2 separate regions of the Homo sapiens genome follow, and region 2 is linked to region 1. A link is an interaction called in ENCODE POLR2A ChIA-PET data of the cell type or tissue named here. Cell type or tissue: OCI-LY7. All regions are shown on one strand.

Region 1 (8,000 bases):
TTCTCCTGCCTCAGCCTCCCGAGTAGCTGGGACTACTGGCATGCGCCACCATGCCCAGCTAATTTTTATATTCTTAATAGAGGCGGGGTTTCACTATGTTGGCCAGGCTGGTCTCGAACTCCTGACCTCGTGATCCCCCTGCCTTGGCCTCACAAAGTGCTGGGATTACAGGCGTGAGCTACTGTACCCGGCCTGGGATGGACTCTTTTGTCCATTGTACTCCATGGCTCCTGGATGTGACTTTCTAGGAAGTTCTTCCTTGCCTTTTTAAAATTTTATTTTGAAGAGACAGGGTCTCACTCTGTTGTCCAGGCTGGAGTGCAGTGGCAGGATCATAGCTCACTGCAGCCTGAAAGTCCTAGACTCACGCAATCTGCCTACCTTATCCTCCCAAGTAGCCCCAACTACTACAGGCACACAACTACTACAGGCCTGACTTCTTCCTTGTTGATTATTCTTCATGGCCACATCTGAGATTGGCTTTGGGGATTATGACCTTCTCCTTTGCGAATTATGACCATTCTCCTTGGAGAATGCTCAGGTGTCACCAAGCCACTTCCTACTGGTGAAAACAAGGGAGCCTAAAGTTATTTTAAGTCTCAACTAGTCAGACTGTGTATGTATGTGCACTAAAATGTATCTAACAAAATTACCATCTTAACTTTTTAAGTGTTAGTTCTGTAGCATTAAGTACATTCACATTGTTGTGCAACTAACACCACTACCTATCTCCATAACTTTTTTTTTTTTTGAGACGGAGTCCTGCTCTGTCGCCCAGGCTGCAGTGGAGTAACACGATCTTGGCTCACTGCAACCTCCGCTTCCTGGGTTCAAGCGATTCTCCTGCCTCTGCTTCCCGAGTAGCTGGGACTACAGGTGCCCACCACCACACTCAGCTAATTTTTTGTATTTTTAGTAGAGACAGGGTTTTGCCACGCTGGCCAGGCTGGTCTTGAACTCCTGACCTCAAGTGATCCACCCACCTTGGCCTCACAAAGTGCTGGGATTACAGACATCAGCCACCATGCCCAGCCCAGAACTTTTTTATCTTCCCAAACTGAAACTGTACCCATTAAACAATAACTTCACATTCCCCCTGCTCTCCAACCCCTGGCAACTGCCATTCTATTTTCTGTCTCTATAAACTTGACTACTCTTGGTACCTCATATAAGTGGCATCATAAAATATTTGTCCTTTTGTGTCTGGCTTATTTCAATTAGCATAAGGTCTTCAGGGTTCATCCATATTGTAGCTTGCATCAGAATTTCTTTCTTTTTTTTTTTTTTTTTTTTTGAGACGGAGTCTCGCTCTGTCGCCCAGACTGGAGTGCACTGGCGCGATCTCGGCTCACTGCAAGCTCCACCTCCCGGGTTCATGTCATTCTCCTGCCTCACCCTCCTGAGTAGCTGGGACTACAGGTGCCTGCCACCACGCCTGGCTAATTTTTTTTTTTTTTTTGTATTTTTAGTAGAGATGGGGTTTCACTGTGTTAGCCAGGATGGTCTCGATCTCCTGACCTCGTGATCCGCCCACCTCAGCCTGCCAAAGTGCTGGGATTATAGGTGTGAGCCACCGAGCCCGGCCACCAGAATTTCTTTTTAAGGCTGCATATATTCCATTGTAGTACATCTTGTTTATCCATTCATCTGTCAATGGTCATTTGGATAGCTTCTGCCTTGTGGCTATAATGAATAGTGCTGTTATGAATATTTTATATAACAGATATAAAAATATCTGTTCAAATCTCTGCTTTCAGTTCTTTTGTGTATACAGCCAGAAGTAGAATTGCTGGATTATATGGTAGTTCCATGTTTGCTTTTTTGAAGAATGGCCATACTGTTTTTCTACAGCAGTTGCGCATTTTACATTCCCACCAGCAATGCAAAAGGGTCCCAATTTCTGTATATCCTCACCAACATTTGTTATTTTCTGTTTTTTAATTCTAGCCACCTTGGTGTGTGTAAAGTGGTATTTTGATTTAAATTTTCCTGATGATTAGTGGTATTGAGTATCATTTCATGTGCTTATTGGCTACTTGTATGTCTTTGGAGAAATATCTATTCCTAACCTTACCTGTTTTGGGGTTTTGTTTTTTTTTATTGTTGTTGAGTTGTTGGAGTTCTTTATATATTTTAGGTATTAATCCCTTATCTGATACATGATTTGCAAAATTTTCTCCTATTCTGTGAGTTGCCTTTTCAAAATCATTGCCAAATCTGATGTCATGCAGTTTTCTCCTTATGTTTTCTTCTAAGAGTTTTATAGTTTTTGCTTTTTTTTTTTTTTGTTTTTGAGACAGGGTCTCATGCTGTCACCCAGGTTGGAGTGCAGTGGTGTGATCACAGCTCACTGCAGCCTCAACCTCCCAGGCTCAAGCAATCCTTCTACTTCAGCCCCCTAATTAGCTGGAACTACAGGCACATGCCACCACTGCACCTGGCCATGCAGGCCACACTCTTAACCTGGTATTTACCTTAGAAAGATTGCATCCTTAGGCCAGGCACAGTGGCTCATGCCTGTAATCCCAGCATTTTGGGAGGTCAATGCAGGCTGATCACTTGAGTCCAGGAATTTGAGACCAGCCTGGGCCACATGGCAAAACCCCATTTCTACTAAAAACACAAAAATTAGCTGGGTGTGATGGCACGTGCCTGTAATCCCAGTTATTTGGGAGGCTGAGGCATGAAAATCACTTGAACCCAGGAGGCAGAGGTTGCAGTGAACTGAGATTGCGCCACTGCACTCCAGCCTGGGCAACAGAGCCAGACAGTGGTTTTTAAAAAAAAAAAAAAAAGATTGCATATTTAAATTCATGTTGTTCAAGACCTTTTCTATTTATTTATTTATTTTTTTTTTTTGAGCCAGGGTCTCACTCTGTTGCCCAGGCTGGAGTGCAGTGGTACAGTCACAGCTCACTGCAGCCTCCACCTCCCTGGGCTCAGGTGATCTTCTTGCCTCAGCCTCCCAAGTAGCTAGGAGTATAGGTATGCTCCAACATGCCTGGCTAATTTTTATTTTTGATTTTTTTTGTAGAGACAGGACTTCTCTATGTTGCCCAGGCTGGTCTTGAACTCCTGGGCTCAAGTGATCTTCTGCCTCGGCTTTCTAAAGTGCTGGGATTACAGGCAGGAGCCACCGCGCCCTGCCCTAAAACCTTTTCTATCTTACTTTGTACTATTTGTTGTCCAGAAGCAGTCAGCTTTTCCAACCCTGAAAGACCTATGATCTTTGTTCTTTCTCTATTTTCTATTTCTGTTGAAATCCAGCATATTCTCACCTAAACTCACCTCTTTCTTGGAATACTTTATAAAGACAACAGTGCTAGGGCCGGGCGCGGTGGCTCACGCCTGTAATCCCAGCACTTTAGGAGGCCGAGGCGGGCGGATCACAAGATCAGGAGTTCGAGAACAACCTGGCCAATATGGTGAAACCCCGTCTGTACTAAAAATACAAAAATTAGCTGGGCGTGGTGGCGGACGCCTGTAGTCCCAGCCACTCGGGAGGCTGAGGCAGGAGAATTGCTTGAGCCCAGGAGGCGGAGGTTGAAGTGAGCCGAGATCGGGCCGCTGCATTCCAGCCTGGGAGACAGAGCCAGACTCTGTCTCAAAAAAAAAAAAAAAAAAAAAAAAAAAAAAAAAAAAAACAGTGCTAGTTATTAAGTTACTGTCTCTCAGCTCCAAACCCACCCACATATTCGTTACAATGAGATACTGGAGCTGGGGCTCTGAAAATCACGTTTTTGCTTGGGTAGGCTCTGTGTTTGGCTTTCCCAATAAGGGCCACCAGAGGGAGACAGTGAAGCCAGAGGAAGAAGAAGGGACACTTTTTTTTTTGAGATGGAGTTTCCCTCCCGTCACCCAGGCTGGAATGCAGTGGCACAATCTCGGCTCACTGCAACCCTCTGCCTCCTGGATTCAAGTGATTCTCCTGCCTCAGCCTCCCGAGTAGATGGGACTACAGGCGCCCGCCACCACGCCCGGTTAATTTTTGTATTTTTGGTAGAGACAGGGTTTCGCCATGTTGGCCAGGCTGGTCTCGAACTTCTGATCTCAGGTGATCTGCCTGCCTCGGCCTCCCAAAGTGCTGGGACTACAGGTGTGAGCCACCGCGCCCAGCTGGGACTCTTCTTTTTGCTTCCTATTCCTGTAAGGGTCACTCTGGCAACACTCCTTTACCCAGACAGTAGCAGGTCCTTCTTGTAGCAGCTGCTGAATCCACTTTGTAGTTTTTCCCAACAATTGCCAAACCAGTTCCATTGTGTTCCACTCAGAGACACCAGCACCAGCTGGGTAGTATCCTGTCTTCAGAGGTCTGAGTTCTTCAAGCTCAAAGACTAGATGGAGCATCAGACTTAGAGGTCCGAGTTTCAGCTCTGCAGAGGCCCTCCTCTAAGGTTTTAACTTTGAGTAATTCCAAACTCTTGCCTTTGTACTCTTAGCCCGAGGAGTTACAGATGCTTCTTGCTGTCTATTGCTGCCTCCATGATATCTTAGTTTTCTTTTTACCCTTAGAGTTATCTAGTTAACAATTTATTCCTAGTTAACTATTCTAACCATTCTTTATATTAAATTCTCTCTGTCAGTGACTGATGTGGTTTCTCTCTCATTGCCTGGACCCTGACTGATACAGAAATTGGTACTAGGAGTGGCCCCAGGAAAAAGACCCCAAAAGATGGGATTAGGAAATCAGCTTGGCTGTGTCATTGGGTTTGAATGTGCTGAGCTCCTTGCCAATGAGAATGTGATCCATAGCATGCTGTGGCCTCATAATTAATGAAATCATCGCCTGTGGTTATTTGTGATGAAGTGCCAACCAAAGGAAGTGTCTCGGGGGCCCAAATGGTGGTTGCACTAACTGTTATGGCAGTGATAATGACTATAGGGACTATGATATGGGACCGATTCTTCCAGTTGCATCATGGGCCTTGCAGGAAAAAAAAAAAAAATTACCAGCTCAGGTCTTTAAACTCTCAGCTGAACTCGTGGTCAGAGAACTGTAGGGCTTCTCTAATAGCCATAAAATAATCTCTTATTTCCTGTAGCCACCAGACTGATTTGCTACAAATAAAACATGAAAATTGTGCATATTGCAGAATTCCATCAGCTGAATTCAGTTTAACTAAGTCTTTCCTGTGATTCAGGAGTAGGACCCTGAAACTTGGAATAAGGACATCTGATTTGACTCAGACAAATGTGAAAATCTTAGATTTATCCTTCTCTTTGAGCTTCTTTTGCTAGTAGAAGCATCTTGTTGACTTGTGTCTCAGGAAACCTGGCTTCCCTTGCTTGAAAAATCTTGTAATAACTTCTGGGGCAGGATATATACCTTGCAAAGATATGCCATTCTCCCCAAGATCCACCCAAGCCACCCCTTGTTGCCACCAGACCCACAACTAGGATGCAATCTCAGCATTCTCCAAGGAGGCAAGTAGAAAATCTGACTCAGAAGGAAATAACTTACACATCACAATCATTTCAAGATTTTGCTGACATATAGACAGAAATCTGGGGAATACACATGGGAGTGGATTCTTAGAATGTTAGACCTATAAGGATGAAATATAACACAGGACTGAGCCAAATGTATTGATGTGTATGCACTTGTCAGAGATTCTGAATTTAAAGTGTTACTTCACATAGCTGCAAGTGGCTCTAATGGCTTACTTGGTTGGTTGACTGAAAATCTGACTTAATGTTATTTCTGTTATTTTATTTTATTTATGTATTTATTTTTGAGATAGGGTCTTGCTTTGATGCCCGGGCTGGTACAATTTCAGCTCACTGCAGCCTCGACTTCCCAGGCTCAAGCAAGCCTCCTGCCTCAGCCTTCTGAGTAGTTGAGACTACAGGCGTGTGCCACCACGCCCAGCTAATTTTTTTTTTTTTTTTTTTGGATGTAGTTTCACTCTTGTCGCCCAGGCTGGAGTGCAATGGCGCAATCTCAGCTCACTGCAACCTCCACCTCCCAGGTTTAAGCAATTCTCCTGCCTCAGACTCCCAAGTAGCTAGGGTTACAGGCATGCACCGTCACACCTGGCTAATTTTTGTATTATTAGTAGAGACGGGGTTTCACCATGTTGGCCAGGCTGGTCTCAAACTCCTGACCTCTGGTGATCCACCCGCCTTTGCCTCTCAAAGTGCTGGATTACAGGCGTGAGCCACCGCACCCAGCCACGCCCAGCTAATTTTTGTCTTTTCTGTAGAGACGGGATTTTGCCATGTTGCCTGGGCTGGTCTCAAACTCCTGGGCTCAGGCGATCCACCTGCCTCAGCCTCTCAAAGTTCTGGGATTACAAATGTGAGCCACTGTGCCCAGCTAGTACCTATGTTTAATGAGGCTAAGATGGGGAGAATTCACTGGAGAGGACAAAATTCAAAGGACCAGAGAGAAAAGAATGTTGTAATAAATTTATCTATGTGAACTTTGTGTCCTCTCTGTCTCCCAAGAGGGCCCAGAGGACACTCTGTTCACCCCAGCATTGAGAAATGTATTGGTGAGGGGAGCATCTGCATTCTCAGAAAGCTCTGTGGGGACTCTCCTCTGTGATTCAAGAATGATAGTTGGAAATTCTGCCATTGAGATGGGCTCCCTAGTTTCAGTGGAGACGAGAGGATCTCAGAGTATCAGAGGCCAAGTAGTAGTGCTTAACCGACAAAGACAAGGTAGATGCATTTGCCATCAAGAGCAGTAGAGTCTTTGTGAGAATCTAGTGGCTAGAAATAAGATTTGAATCACCAACAATGGGGAAGCATGGCCTCTTATCCAGTTTTTAGACCTAAGTCAGTTAACAGACCTAGAGCCCCTTGATTGAAAGGGAGGCCAAGTCCCCTTAAGAAAGGACCCAGCAACACTGCCGAAATATATATGGTAAATTTTCCCTCAAATTTTCTTCATAACATCTATAACCCTTTTCTAGAGCAACTGTGCGGTGGGGAAAAGGAAACATCCAGACCTTTAGGGGATTACTAAATATTGGCTCTGAACTGATGCTAATTCCTGGGGACCCAAAATGCCACTGTGGCCTACCAGTTAAAGTAGGGGCTCTTGGTGGCCTCTTTGGACATATCTTGGGGTTATCTCCCAAGTTTCTGAATTTATAAGTGGAATTGACATATTTAACAACTAACATGGGTTCAGTTGGCTCTCTGACCCATAGAGTAAGGGCCCTTATGGTGGGAAAGGCCAAGTAGATGCCTCTGGGCCTTCCCCCTCTCTGTGAAGACAGCAAACTAGAAGTAAACTGCATACCTGGGTGTTGTGAATTGAACTGTGACCACCCTCCACACCCCCTACAAATCCATATGTTGAAGCCCTAAGCCTCCAATGTGACTGTATCTAGAGATAGGGCCTACCCTAATCCGATAGGACTTGGGTCTTTCTAAAAAGAGAAAGAGGCCGGGCGCGGTGCCTCACCCCTGTAATCACAGCCCTTTGAGAGGCCGAGGTGGGTGGATCACTTGAGGTCAGGAGTTCAAGACCAGCCTGACCAACATGGTGAAATCCCGTCTCTACTAAAAAAATATAAAATTAAGGCCGGGCGCGGTGGCTCACACCTGTAATCCCAGCACTTTGGGAGGCCAAGGCGGGCAGATCATGAGGTCAGCAGATCGAGACCATCCTGGCTAACAGGGTGAAACCCCATCTCTATTAAAAATACAAAAAAATAGCCGGGCATGGTGGCATGCGCCTGTAGTCCCAACTACTCGGGAGGCTGAGGCAGGAGAATCGCTTGAACCCAGGAGGCAGAGGTTGCAGTGAACCAAGATCGCGCCACTGCACTCCAGCCTGGGCAACAGAGCAAGTCTCCGTCTCAAAAAAAAAAAATTATATATATATAATATATATATATAAATAGCCGGGCATGGTGGCACATGCGTGTAATCCCAGCTACTTGGGAGGCTGAGGCAGGAGAATCACTTGAACCCAGGAGGCAAAGGTTGCAGTGAGCTGAGATTGCATCATTGCACTCCAGCTTGGGCAACAAGAGCGAAACTCTGTC
Region 2 (8,000 bases), 270 kb before region 1:
TTCTGTGATTCCAAGTGGGACCAGTCCTGGGCACCTGCTCATCCATCTGTTGTCCCAGCCACCAGTGTCCCTAATGCCCACTTCTGGGCTTAATACACCAGGGGGCGCTCAACCTGTGGTCCGGACCTCATCACTTTGTGCAGTGGAATGAGCTGGCAATGGGCCACTTTATCCTAATCAGACATTCGGTGCACCCTGTTGTTCACAGGAGGGCCTAAAATGAAGTCAATATCCCCCACCTTCGAGAAGCTTCCAATCTTTGGGCAGAGGGTAGAGACAGGAAAGCCATGTGGTAGGCGCTATGATGGGGCAAGAGCACAGCTGTGGGCACATAGAACCTCTGCTCTGTGCTAGGCCCATGTTGGGCAGAGACGTATACCACCACCTTCCAGGTGCCCACATTTCTCTCCGTAGCATGACGAGATGAGCACGTCCCCGGGAACCCAGCTGATGGCATCTGAGTTCAGGGCTGAGTGTGGACCAGAGACATGGTCATTGCCGTGCATGGCCGAGGAAGAAGAGTTGGGGTGGGCTCTAGGGCACAGGCCATGTTCCCTGCGGAACTGGCATTTGGCTGGGACTCAAAAGGCAGGATTTGGGCAGCTGGAGAAAGAATTGGGCCTTCCAGGTGGCAAAGAGGCAGGGAAGAGAGTCAGGGATTCTGAGTTCAGAATCCTGCACCTATTTTTTATTTGCCTTGTAACCTTGGGCAAGTCATTTGCCTTGCTGAGGCTCGGGTTCTTTCCTGAAAAATGAAAGGAGAATAAAGCCTATTTCTCAGGGCTACCTGGAAAAGAGAATGTGGTACATATAAATTAAAGTATCTAACAGGGCTTGTGGCACAATGTTGCTGTTTAATGCTTGTTTATTTTATTCATTTCAGGCAGAAAGCGGGATTTGGGATTTGGGATTTGGCTTTTAGCAGCAATAGTGTGGATAGCCATCCAGGGTGAGAACTCTCTGGATCCCCTCAGCACCTAGGTGCACGTGGTACCCTAAGGCACACCGGGGCTCCATTTGCCCTCCCTCCCTTCTGGGAGTGGACTGGGCATCCCAGGCCCCCTCCCCCAGCTATCTCCGGAGCTGGACCCCTTTGAAGCGCCTGCAGGTCTATTTTGAGAGCTGAGCGTCTCCCCTCCCCTCCTCTCTTCCTGTTTATGAAACCCTGATCCCTCCCGGATCCCTCATGCTCCCCTGGCCAGAGCTTAGGCAGGATGTGACTGTGGACTTCAGGGAGCCTTGGGCAGCCTCAGGTGTTGGGAGGAACTTCCCTTGGCCTGGTCAGAGAAGGCCAGCCACCCTCCTAGTACCTGGGGCCCTGTGGCTGGGCTCTGTCCCTTCAGCCTGCCCAGGGGAGACCCCACAGCAGTAAGACTAAGTAAACCTGGGAGAAGTTCTGTTTCCAACATCCCCTTGTCTCTGTGGCCCATTTTGCTTCTAGAAACAATCTGAGAGTGGAGCATATTGTTCTAACCTTCATTTTACAGAGGAGGAAACCGAGGTTCAGACAGGGAAACAGATTTGCCCGGGAGCACCCAGCTAGTGAGTGGCCAGCTCTTCCTGACTTCCCACTCTACCCTCCTGGCCTTAAGCCCCTTGGTCACACAGGTCTTTCTCTACCTGGAGTGTCTTTTTTTCCTCCTTTCTGCCTGGCCAACATTTGTTCATCCTCAGGACCCAGCTGGGCTGCCCCTCTCTGGAAGGTCTTTCTTGACTTCATGCACTGGCAAATAGTCACCACCTCTGGGCACCCACAACACCTTGATTATGGCTGTCTCAGGATAGTTGTGGTTTTTTGGTTTTGTTTTTGTTTTGAGGCAGGGCCTCCCTCTGTTGCCCAGGCTGGAGTGCAGTGGTACAACCACAGCTCACTGTAGCCTTGACCTCCTAGGCTCAAGTGATCCTCCTACCTCAGCTACCGGAGTAGCTGGGACTACAGGCGCACGCCACTATGCCCAGCCAGGAGTTCAACACAAGCCTGGGCAACACAGGGAGACCCATCCTCTACAAAAAACAAAATTTTTTTTTGAGATGGAGTTTCACTTTTGTTGCCCAGGCTGGAGTGCAATGGCACGATCTTGGCTCACCACAACCTCCGCCTCCTAGGTTCAAGCGATTCTCCTGCCTCAGCCTCCGTAGTAGCTGGGATTGCAGGCATATGCCACTATGCCCGGCTAATTTCATATTTTTAGTAGAGACGGGGTTTCTCCATGTTGGTCAGGCTGGTCTCGAACTCCCGACCTCAGGTGATCCGCCCACCTCGGTCTCCCAAAGTGCTGGGATTACAGGCATGAGCCACCGCGCCCGGCCCTCTACAAAAAATTTTTTAAAAATTAGCCAGATGTGGTGGTACGCACTTGTCCTCCCAGCTTACTCCATAGGCTGAGGTGGGAGGATCGCTTGAGCCCAAGAGGCTGCAGTGAACCATGATTATGCCACTGCACTCCAGCCTGGGCAACAGAGTGAGACTCTGTCTCAAAAAAAAAAAAAAAATGCCGGACACAGTGCCTCACACCTGTAATCCCAGCACTTTGGGAGGCCGAGGCGGGCAGATCGCCTGAGCTCAGGAGTTTGAGACCACCCTGGGCAACATGATGAAACCCTGTCGCTACTAAAATACAAAAAATTAGCCAGGCATTGTGGAGTGTGCCTGTAGTCCCAGCTACTCGGGAGGCTGAGGTACGAGAATCACTTAAGCCCAGGAGACGGAGGTTGCAGTGAGCTGAGATCTCACCACTGCACTCCAGCCTGGGCAGCAGAGTGAGACTCCCTCTCAAAGAAAAAAAAGGCTGTGTGCGTGCAGCAACTGCTCAATCAGTAGGAGGCACACTTACCATCATCTCTCCATGCCAGTCCTGACCTAGTGTTGGAGGCCAGCTCCCCCTCAAGGCTGCCAGGGAGCTGTGGACCCCTCCTCACCTGCCTGGAGGCACGCTGGGAGATGTGTCTGAGGACATCTGTCCCACTGAGGGAGGGGGTAGCGCCTGGAAGGGCCCTGCAAATGCTGCCAGCTGGGGAAGGGGCTTTTGGTGTCCGTTAGGGCCAGGATTGGCAGGTGGGCTTGGCTACAGCTGGCAGGGTGGGAACCCTAGAGACCACGGATCAGGCCTGGGGGCTCTGGGCTTCTCTTCCAGCTGCCCTGTAGGAGGAAGTAAATAAAGAGGAAGTCCCTATGCGGGGGATGGGGCAGGGACCAAGGGATGTGGGCTGGTGGCTGTCCTCCCCCCGCCCGCCACCAGAGGCCTCAGGGCCCACACAGCCTTCAGCAAAGGCAGTTCTGAGACTGTTTCCTTCCTGTTGCCCCTTCTGGTACCCTGCTGGCCACAGAGGCTCGTGTGGACTAGGCCCCTTGGTTTATCTCAGCCCGTATCTGGAGAGTCTCCTCCCACAAAGTAGCTACCTCTCTACCTTCTTTGCATCTGAGGGACCAGGGGTTGGTAGGGAGGGTGAGCTTTGGGGCTTCCGAGAGCTGCCCCAGCCTCCAAACCCCTGTCTGAGGAAGCTGGAGAGCAATGAGAGGCTTGGCTGAGGGAGGCATCTTTCACAATCTCCCGGCAGCCATCCACCCGCAGAGACTCTGCAAGGACAGGGAAGGGGAAGTCCGTGTGTGCGTGGGGGCATGTGTTTCTGCATAGGGGTTGTCTGCGGACAGGGTTTCCGATCATCGGCCTGAGTGTGTGTGTGTGCATGTCAGTGCCTGTGCTGTGCTGGTATGAGTGATGAAATGAGGCCACGTAGAAAGGGGCTGGGCCTGGTCAACCCCTGCCCCATAGCTGCCTGCTCCTCCTCTCAGACCTCTGTGAGGTCCTTGGTCAGGCTTTCTGCCCGCCTTACCCATCCTGGGGCTTGGGACTGGCAGCCTTCTTCGGGGCAGCTGAGCAGGGCAGGACCGGAGGGGGGCCACTGGTGCCTGCTTTCTGGGCTGCCATTGTGGGTGGGCATAGCCATGGGAAGGATGCTATGGAGGGGTGGGACACAGTATCTAAGCTCTGGACTGGACAGTCGGACAGTGGCCTTTGCTGACTTTTGCCCCACATTCTCTCAGGTCCTCCCCTCACGTGGATGTTTGCGGGTGCTGATATGCCCACTGTGACACTGCGTTATCGCCTTGTGACTTTTGTCTCTGCTCTTGTCTCTCCTCCTTAGAGTCAGAGGACATAGGGAGAGGTGTGCCCCTGGGCCTTCCCTGGGGTCATGGGCTTGGGGTCTGCAGTGTCCCCTCCTCTATAGAGGAGCCTGACCCATCATCTGCCCCTCCTCCCTGCAGAGGGGGAAGTGAGAAGGAGGGGGGCCAGAGACCCTGCCTTCTGGGCCAGGAAGGCTAAAAAAAGCAGAAGTAGGAAGAGTAACGGGGCCCTCTGGTCACCGGCTTGAGCCCCACCATGCAGACCCCAGCAGATTTCCCCAGGGTTGAGAGAGACTTGGTTCCCTGTCCCAGAAAGGTGAGCAGAAGAGTCGCCTGCCTCCAGCGGTGTCTGTCACCATGACTGGGCAAGGAATGGGTTTGGGGGTGGCTCTGTCCCTTGGGATTTCTGGGTGGTTTCCTGTCTCTGTCCCCAGGGAGTGCTCTCAGTCAGAGGCAGACAGGTGAGGTGGAGGTTCAGATCTCAGGGTGGGGTGTGCAGGTATTGCCATGTGGGCTTGGCCCCCTCTTAGTCCCTCTTTGAGCCAGGCTTTCTGCCTGTCCCGCCAGGAGGTTACACTCAGGGGTCTGATTTGACTGCAGTTTTGTGGTGTTTTTGTGGGGCTGTTCCACCCACTCCTCCATCTGTCAGGAAGGGTTAGGTATCTTCCCCTGAAGATAAGATTGTGTCTCCGAGGGCCAGGACCTACAGTGGGAGGTCACAGACGGACCCTAGTACTGAAGGAGAAGGGGTTTTAGGCAGATGTGGGTGGGCAGGACGTGGCTCTGGCTGATTGACCTGCCCACACTTTCCTGGCATTTGATGCCTGCTGACCCCAGGCCAGGCAGTAAGCAGGGAGGCGCCTGGGTCCAAGCTACCTCTGCCACTGTTTGCTTTGAGCCTTGGTGAGTCACTGTCTTCTGGGCCTCAGTTTCCTATTCCTGGAATGAGGATAACAGTTTTTAGGATATGATCAGAGTCAAAGACATCAGATTGCACTCAGGAGATAGTCCTCTCAGCTACTGTCTGGGTCCCCCTCAGGTCTTGGCATAGGAGGAAAATCCTAGGGAAATGGGAGATCTCAGAGGTGGGTCTGCAAGAAATACGAGAGTCCTCTCCTGAGTGGTGGGAGTTTGCAGATTGTCTCCCCTCATCTCTTTCCCCACCCCAGGTACAGCAGCAAGAACCCACAGCTCTGCCCTTAACCCCTTCCTGGGGATCCCTGCCCTGCTGCCTGCCCGTGTGTCTGCCAGGTGTCAGACCTATCTGCCCTAGGTATTGTCAGTCTGCTTGGGGCTCGCTGACTCTCCCGCTGTCTCTCTTTGCTGCCTACCTCTGTCTGTGGTTGGGTTCCAATCTCTGTCTCCACTTGATAAGTGCCTGACTTCACCTTTTGGGTACATGTCACATGTTAGGTGCCTGTTGTTCATGTCCCCTTCTGTCTCTGCCTGTTGGGTTTATGTCTTCATCTGTCTCTGCCTGTTGGATACCTGTCCCCTTCTGTCTTTGCCTGTTGGGTTTGTGTCACCATCTGTCTCTGCCTTTTGGATACATGTCCCCTTCTGTCATTGCCTGTTGGTTTTTTTTTTGAAACGGAGTCTCACTTTGTCGCCCAGGCTGGAGTGCGGTGGTGCGATCTTGGCTCACTGCAGCCTCCCCCTCCCAGGTTCAAGCCATTCTCCTGCCTCAGCTTCCCAAGTATCTGGGATTACAGGTGCCCACCACCACGCCCAGCTAATTTTTTGTATTTTTAGTAGAGACGGGGTTTCACCGTGTTAGCCAGGATGGTCTCGATCTCCTAACCTCGTGATCCACCTGCCTCGGCCTCCCAAAGTGCTGGGATTACAGGCGTGAGCCACCACGCCCAGCCTGCCTGTTGGGTTTATGTCCCCTTCTGTCATTGCCTGTTGGGTTGGTATTCTCTTCTGTCTCTGCCTATTGGAGATGTGTTCCTCCTGCCTTTGCCTGTTGGGTACATGTCCCCATCTGTCTTTACCTATTGGGTATATGTCCCCATCTGTCTCTGGCTGTTGGGCTTGTGTCCCTATCTGCCTACACACATTGGGGATGAGTCTCTGTCCACCTCTGTCTGTTAGATATGAGTCCCCTCCTGCTTCCCCTTGTCAGGTACGTGTCTCCATCTGTTTTCTATTGGATATGAATTCCTCCTGCCTCTGCCTGTTGGGTGCGTGTCCTTATCCTCCATCCCTGCCTGTTGGGTATGTGTTCTCTCCTGCCCCTGCCTGTTGGATGCCATTCTTTCTTTTTCTTTTTCTTTTTTTTTGAGATGGAGTCTTGCTCTGCCACCCAGGCTGGAGTGCAGTGGCGCTATCTCGGCTCACTGCAAGCTCCGCCTTCCAGGTTCATGCCATTCTCCTGCCTCAGCTCCCGAATAGCTGGGACTACAGGAGCTGACCACCACGCCTGGCCAATTTTTTTTTTTTTTGTATTTTTAGTAGAGACAGGGTTTCATCATGTTAACCAGGATCGTCTCGATCTCCTGACCTCATGATCCGCCCGCCTCAGCCTCCCAAAGTGCTGGGATTACAGGCATGATGGATGCCATTCTTACCTGTTTCCACCTGTTGGGTGCCTGCTTCTGCCTGTTGGGTGTCTCTCTTCGTCTGCCTCCACATATCAGGCACCTGTCTTTGTCTGTTGGGTACCTGTTTGCTATTGGGTACCTCTCTGCTGTTGGGTACCAGTCTGCTCAGCAGCTGCATTGGCAGGGGACTTTCCCTTTGTAGGCCCACAGGGAGGATGGGGGAACGGCCAGAGGGCAGCCCTCAGGCTCTGAGGAGAGGGGGAGAGAGAGGAAGGGAACGTGGTGAGGGTGTAGGCCTGGTGCTGGGAAACCACAGGCCCTGAGTGATTGGCTGCCCTGGGCCAGGCCCAGCCCCCGCCCTTACCCTGCACATCCGCCTTGGTCCCGGCCACCACTGCGGCAGCCCCGGACTCTGCCTGCTCCTGCCATGGTGCCGTGGCCCTGCTGGGCGGATGGAGCAGGATCCCAAGCCGCCCCGTCTGCGGCTCTGGGCCCTGATCCCCTGGCTTCCCAGGAAGCAGCGGCCCAGGATCAGCCAGACCTCTCTGCCTGTCCCTGGCCCTGGCTCTGGCCCCCAGCGGGACTCGGTGAGTGTGCCCGAATGTCTGGTCCTGACCTGGCTGTGTCCCTTGCAGCAGGTGCCTGGGAAGCCAGCTTAACATAAGCTGGCTTTGGGCTGTCCTGGCCCAGGCCTGGCCCTGCAGGGTGACTGGACCCTGCCCAGACTTGCTTCCTGGGGAAGTGAGGAGGCACTTCAGGGCTTCAAGGCAATGGCAGCAGATTGGAGGGAGGGTAGAGTCCTGGAAAGGCTAGGACCTGGCAAGGGGCTTCCAGTAGGTTTGTATGAGGGAAGTTTGGGAAGTTGAGCCATGCAGTCTTTGGCCTTAACTCTGACCTGCCCCAGGCCAGCACTTACCTAGTTGATGGGGGAGTTTGGGTGACTCTTGGGTCTTTGTGCACGTCAGCCCTGTCCTGCTGACCAGAGGGATCCCCTCATCCCATCCTGACCAGGAACGAAGGCCCAGCTCTACCTCCCCATATGAGAACAAGCCTACTTCCTATTGTGGCAACACTAAAACAACAGGGGGAGGGAAGCCCCACGGGCGGACCTGGGGCAGGTCTCTGGGTCTCAGCCAGAGCCTGGGGTTGACTCAGCCTGGCCATGCCTGGGCATCCCTTTGGGCCTAACCAGGCCAGAGCATCGTGAGCAATAGGAGCGGTGCCTGTTCTGGTTTGACCTCCCCAGACTTTGAGGCTCTTTTGAAATCGATGACCCTGGAGGCTAGCCCTTCAGGGAAGTCGTCTATTGGGCCTTTAGGTTCCATCTGCTG

The links. ChIA-PET counts read pairs that join two places held together with the same protein. Peaks named below come from ENCODE experiments on the same cell type or tissue, not always from the same donor. Only the 100,000 strongest peaks of a DNase experiment are listed, where the experiment ranks them.
Region 2: POLR2A ChIA-PET joins it to region 1 with 7 read pairs; 6 of 35 experiments call an interaction of 5 or more read pairs at or near these places.

What each region holds. Positions count from the first base shown.
Region 1 is chr1:26,806,442-26,814,441 of GRCh38, forward strand. No RefSeq gene overlaps it. Among named protein-coding and RNA genes, the nearest start is that of ZDHHC18, 16 kb to the right of the region's middle. In OCI-LY7, a CTCF peak has its summit at 3,780 (motif pointing right); a DNase peak (open chromatin) is centred at 3,790.
Region 2 is chr1:26,538,780-26,546,779 of GRCh38, forward strand. The region is part of intron 2 of RPS6KA1 (ribosomal protein S6 kinase A1); the gene reads left to right. Among named protein-coding and RNA genes, the nearest start is that of MIR1976, 12 kb to the right of the region's middle. RefSeq lists enhancers at 211-390, 2,774-2,823, 2,834-2,883, 3,556-4,200, 6,699-6,868 and 1 more and silencers at 3,264-3,313, 6,939-7,128. In OCI-LY7, CTCF peaks have their summits at 101 (motif pointing right), 305, 3,243 (motif pointing right) and 3,444; DNase peaks (open chromatin) are centred at 112, 3,232, 4,552, 6,982 and 2 weaker places; H3K4me3 peaks cover 5,186 bases; H3K27ac peaks cover 7,703 bases.